Regions from separate parts of the Homo sapiens genome. Here region 1 is linked to region 2. A link is a loop called in an ENCODE intact Hi-C map of the cell type or tissue named here. Cell type or tissue: PC-3. All regions are shown on one strand. Links, peaks and the distances in the headings refer to the core of each region. The heading gives the core; the rest is flanking DNA.

Evidence for each region. A loop is a pair of places that touch in the nucleus more often than their neighbours do. Peaks named below come from ENCODE experiments on the same cell type or tissue, not always from the same donor. Only the 100,000 strongest peaks of a DNase experiment are listed, where the experiment ranks them.
Region 1: it touches region 2 in a loop (8-fold over the local background); 5 of 110 quality-filtered maps call a loop at or near these places.

Annotation. Positions count from the first base shown.
Region 1 is chr1:85,583,372-85,586,293 of GRCh38, forward strand. CCN1 (cellular communication network factor 1) reads left to right here. Exons shown (of 5, transcript NM_001554.5): 5 at 1-579. Among named protein-coding and RNA genes, the nearest start is that of CCN1, 4.1 kb to the left of the region's middle. In PC-3, for the core only: no CTCF peak of the experiment used is centred there; a DNase peak (open chromatin) is centred at 1,140; H3K4me3 peaks cover 1,683 bases; H3K27ac peaks cover 1,730 bases.
Region 2 is chr1:85,883,592-85,886,513 of GRCh38, forward strand. All of the region lies in intron 32 of COL24A1 (collagen type XXIV alpha 1 chain), which reads right to left. It also overlaps the pseudogene RNA5SP51. Among named protein-coding and RNA genes, the nearest start is that of ZNHIT6, 180 kb to the left of the region's middle. In PC-3, for the core only: CTCF peaks have their summits at 1,211 (motif pointing left) and 1,417; a DNase peak (open chromatin) is centred at 1,240.

The sequences.
Region 1 (2,922 bases), core at 121-2,620, 300 kb before region 2:
CTTTTGGGGTTCTACAGTCGTAAAAGAGATAATAAGATTAGTTGGACAGTTTAAAGCTTTTATTCGTCCTTTGACAAAAGTAAATGGGAGGGCATTCCATCCCTTCCTGAAGGGGGACACTCCATGAGTGTCTGTGAGAGGCAGCTATCTGCACTCTAAACTGCAAACAGAAATCAGGTGTTTTAAGACTGAATGTTTTATTTATCAAAATGTAGCTTTTGGGGAGGGAGGGGAAATGTAATACTGGAATAATTTGTAAATGATTTTAATTTTATATTCAGTGAAAAGATTTTATTTATGGAATTAACCATTTAATAAAGAAATATTTACCTAATATCTGAGTGTATGCCATTCGGTATTTTTAGAGGTGCTCCAAAGTCATTAGGAACAACCTAGCTCACGTACTCAATTATTCAAACAGGACTTATTGGGATACAGCAGTGAATTAAGCTATTAAAATAAGATAATGATTGCTTTTATACCTTCAGTAGAGAAAAGTCTTTGCATATAAAGTAATGTTTAAAAAACATGTATTGAACACGACATTGTATGAAGCACAATAAAGATTCTGAAGCTAAATTTGTGATTTAAGAAAACAGCGCTTCATGTTCATCAGAATATAAAGCCTAAGGGTCTCCATCACTCTGTGAGATGGCTATAATAATTTATTATTTTAATCACCAGGTTAGTGGGCATGCCACTTTAGTAGAGTAGAGAAACCCTTTAATGAAAAGGGGTAGTCCATAACTCAGGCTGCCCACATCCAGACCCATGGGCAAGATTGAATATAATTAATGTATTCTAAAGACTTGCTTGTTTATAACTTTATATTTTCCCAATACCGTTCCTAAAAATTAGAACTACTTAGAAATTTACCCTTGGCTGTTATGAGGAAAAATCTGAGTCTATAGGAGTCAGTTTGTTTTCACTAAATGAGCTTGAAGCATGACTTGTGTTAATCCTAATAAGCCGGTGATTAGGTAAACATGCTGTTAAATGCAAAGGAATGCAAGGAATTTCAACTACTTTTCCAATAGCGTGAGGGCCAAGCTACCCCATCCCCCTTTCCTTTTTATAATATACGTTATATTGATGGGGGAGGGAGCAGTTATATAGAGTTGGCTATTCAGAAGGTCAAAGGTCCAGAGCATTCCTAAAAGAAAGGGACCCAAATCATAGGTCTAGGAGAGGTTGAGAAGGCTGTGTCAATGTTTGTGAAAATGTCAGTAGTCTGTTTCAGAAGCATCTTCATCTTTAGAAAGCGCTGACAATAAACCTTTTATAGGGAGAAGTTTTCCTTTCATCATCACTGTTGGCTCCTGTTCAAATCCATAGTGAAATATTTCAGTCCGCACTTAGTTAAGAGAGTACTTGAGTTTTTAGGCAGAAGAGAAAGTGCTTTTAAAAGGAATGGAGGAGGACAGCTCCTGGGATCCTGAAGGGATTTTTCCAAGTAGATTAAATAAGATCCATACTTTAATGAAGACCCACAGAAAAATACTGCCTAAGAAATGGTTTTAAAGCCTTATGGAAATGCATAGAGGTTAATATAAATGCACTAGTAAAATCTATGGCCAAAAGCCTTCACTTCTGATTTTGACTTGCCTGAAATATTACAGCTTGTGCCTTCTGAATAGTCAGGTTTCTTGCCTGAGACATTCAAATGTTAAGGTATTTGAGAATTTAAACATCAGCTGGCCCAGTCGTGGATGCAGTTAAACTTGTCAGTGCAATGTAACGTGTGAAACATAATAAAGGTGTGAGGCTTTTGTGGTGCAATCTTGTTGAACAGACATCTAAATCCATAGGCAAGATTTACACATTCCCAAGCATCAACCCTGAAGTATTGCTCTCCAACACTGGAGTCCAACAAATTGCTTCTTATGCAGAGATCAAGGAGCAATATTTTACAGATCCTTTCAGTGTGCAGGGAAGTAGTATTTGTCCAAATAAGCTCAAATGTGAAACAGAACCTAGTATGGGAAAACACTGAATCTTTGGGTTATTAATTTCATCCTAGTAAATATAATGAGGGTGATTGAAAGTGCCAATTCCATTTACAATAAGTGTGTTCAATTAATAAAGAAGATGAATACAAGCAAATTATGTCTTTTGTTTAGCTATAGAAAAACCTGAAGAAATTAAAAGTAGTGGAGAATAAAATTATGATATTTAGAACACGTAAGTTTTACCTACATCCAGAATGGAGCTCTGCCCACTTTAAATATTGAGAAAACAAACCAAAAATTATGCATCTGCATATATGAAATAGAAGTTACATATAGAAATATTCATTATAATATATATGTACCTTCCCATGCACAGTAAAGACCTTGGGTTGTTCTTGCTTTTCAATCCAAAAGATCCTGGTGGTCTTGAGCTATTTTTTGGTAGAGATTTTAGAACTGAGAGAGTGATCTCAGAATCTTAGGCATTCCACGAATTTTAAGAAATACTCTATGGGACATTGAGCAGCACAGCAAGTAGTCTCACTATGACTATTTTTTCATATGAACATATGTGTTGTCTGCTCCACAAAGAGATGCAACTGAGTCAAAATTAGCAAAGCATATTTTAGAGTTATGTTTTCCAACAGAGGGAACAGACTTGGTTTGTTCACAACCTCTTCTTGCAGCCTTCTGGCACTACTTGAAAGTCAGTTGAGCAATAGCAGTGGTTCAGTATGACCACAGTACAGAGCAAAGCTATGCTCTGGGCAGAATGGCAGGTGATACAGTGGAAAGAATCCCATGGAATCATGTCTTTTAGCACCAGCTCTGCCATGAATTCACTAGGTGACTCTGGGCAAGTTTCTGTTTCACTCCCTCATGTTAAAGTAGGAAAATAGCTTTCAGCATTTTTGTCACCCCAAAAACCCTTTCTCATACACCCACTTCGGTACATTGGCTCTCATACCTTAAA
Region 2 (2,922 bases), core at 183-2,682:
ACTTTTAAAACTTTTTAAAGTGGCCACTCTAGAGTTTGCAATACATATTTACAATTAACCCAAGTCCATTTTCTTTCTTTTTTTAAAAACCCTACAGCACGTGGTATTCCTAGGCCATCTCCAATCCCTGTACTAACCAGTCCTGACCCTGTTTAGCATCCAAGATCAGATGAGATTGAGAACATTCAGGGTGCTATGGCCATTGATCAAGTCCATTTTCAAATAACACTATACCACTTCATGAGTAGTGCCAATACTTTATAACAATTCCTCCCTCTTGTTCCTTATAACATTTGACTTATCCATGAGATACAATACCGAATACACTGTTGCTATTATTATTTTGTACAAATTGTCTGTTAGATCAATTAAGAATTATAAAAATATTTTATTTTACCTTTATTTATTCCTTCGCCAACACTCCTTTCCTAGATGAGTTTCTTACCTATGCCACTTTTCTTCTCTCTGAAGAACTTCTTTTAACATTTCTTGCTGGTCTGCTAGTGACAAATTCTTTAAATTTTTGTTTGAGAAAGACTTTATTTCTCTTTCACTTTGAAATTCCCAGTTTCATAATTCCAAAATGTCTGCTATCCCTGAGTCTGTTTCTGCTTGTCTCTGTAGACTGTTTTTGCCTTTTACCTTGCCTTATAATTTTTTTTGAAAGCCAGACATGATGTAAATGTAAATGAAACCAAGGTGAATAGGCCTTTAATGTGATATTTGATATTATCTGGCTGGGGGTTAGGCTGTGTTTACTGGTTGTTGTAGCTATGGTGTCTCAGGCTAAAATGTCCTCTAATGTCATTGTTTTTTACTCCCCTGTTTTATTTAGCCTTTCTGAGGGACTCTTTAAATAGGGTTTGTGGCACAGTTCCTTTAGCTATAATCTGTTATTGCACAGGAACCCCACTGATTTGATTGTAAGGTATGAGTGTAGGAAGGGCATTCTATAGTTCTACAATTAGGTCTCAGTCTTTTAGTGAGTCTGAATTGGATATTACCCTTCTTCCACATCAAAGGCCAGAGGGGGCTGGAGTGGAATATTTCTCTTCCTCCAGCTGAAGGCTAGAGGGAGGTGAAATTAGGTTTTCCTTTCCCAAAGGTCAGTTAGTCTTTGGTAAAACACCAGTTTATTCTCTGATAAATAATTTCCCTGGAGGGCAAGAACTGTTAAGGAGATCAGAGAATTCTAGGTGTTTTTCAAAATGCTTACTATCCCTCTCCCTCTGCTGGAAGTCAGAGGGAATTTTTCTCTATCTTTAAAGTAAGAACCTGTTAGGGCTCTGGGAGGAAGTAAAACTCAGGAACATGTAGGGGCCTCCCAAAGACTGGGCCCTCTCTGAGTTTTTTAACACTCAAGCTGGTCTACACTGAGTCTCCAGTAATTTGCTAATTATAGTTTAAAGTGTCCCTACTGTCCCGGTGTGGGCTATGTAGTTGCCTGTCTGTCTCTCCATTTTGGGGGCAGTAGTTTGTCTTGTAACCTTAATTCTCTGACAGATCTAAGAAGAGTTGTTGATTTTCAGTATGTCCATCTTTTTTTCTTGTTTTGAGGATGGGAGTGATGACTTCCAAATTCCTTACATTTCATACCAGAAAACACATTTATTTATTTACTTATTTAGAGGCAGAGTCTTGTTCCGTCACCCAGGCTGGAGTGCAGTGGCGCGATCTCGGCTCACTGCAACCTCCGCCTCCCAGGTTCAAGTAATTCTCCTACCTCAGGTTCCTGAGCAGCTGGGATTACAGGCACCCACCACCATGGCTGGCTAATTTTTGTGTGTATATATATATATATATATATTTTTTTTTTAAGTAGAAACTAAATGTTGGCCAGGCTGATCTCAAACTCCTGACCTCAGGTGATCCACCTGCTTTGGCCTCCCAAAGTGCTGGGTTTACAGGTGTGAGCCACCGTGCCCAACTCAGAAAACACTTTACTATTGTCAACCTAAATGACAAAGAGAAAGAGGCTCTCTAAAATAAATAACGAATTTATTTTGGAATAGAGCATTGCAATGGGAATATGCATGCCATAGTAAGCTATGCACATATTCAGGGAGATAAAGGAAGGTAATGGTTTTTAAAGGAAAAATGAGGATTATATAATTGTTTTGAAATGATTATCCTTGGCTAAAAATATCAACAACAATGGTGACACCAGTCCAAGGCTGGACAGGCTGTTGCTGGGCAGATGTCTTTTCAGAAGTATTTTTTGTATATGGGTGCAAATGTCCTTTGGGCAAGGTTGTGATTTTTGCAATTTTTTGTGATAGTTTTTGTTATCAGGCATCTAAGAATGAGAACTCTGTCTTTATGGCCTTCAGCTCTATTTGTCAGGTTTTTCTTTTATTTTCTTAACATCAGTGACTCCATTTTGATTCTGACAACTTTCACATTATGATTTTTAAATCTTTTTTAGGGGGGAGACTGGATTCAGCTAGAAGCCAAATTGTGTTCCACACACAATAACTTTTTTTTTTTTTGAGATGGAATCTCACTCTATCACCCAGGTTGGAGTGCAGTTGTGCGATCTTGGCTTGCCTCCTGGGTTAAAGCAATTCTGCCTCAGCCTCTCGAGTAGCTGGGACTACAGGTGTGCACCACCACATCTGGCTAATCTTTTGTATTTTTAGTAGAGGTGGGGTTTCACTATATTGGTCAGACTGGTCTTGAACTCCTGACCTCAAGTGATCCATCTGCCTCGGCCTCCCAAAGTGCTGGGATTACAGGCGTGAGCCACCGTGCTTGGCCCCCATGCGATGATTTTTAAAGAATCAAAAATGGTTGGCTGGATGTGGTGGCTCACACCTGTAATCCCAGCACTTTGGGAGGCAGAGGCGGGTGGATCACAAGGTCAGGAGATCAAGACCATCCTGGCTAACACGGTGAAATCCTGTCTCTACTAAAAATACAAAA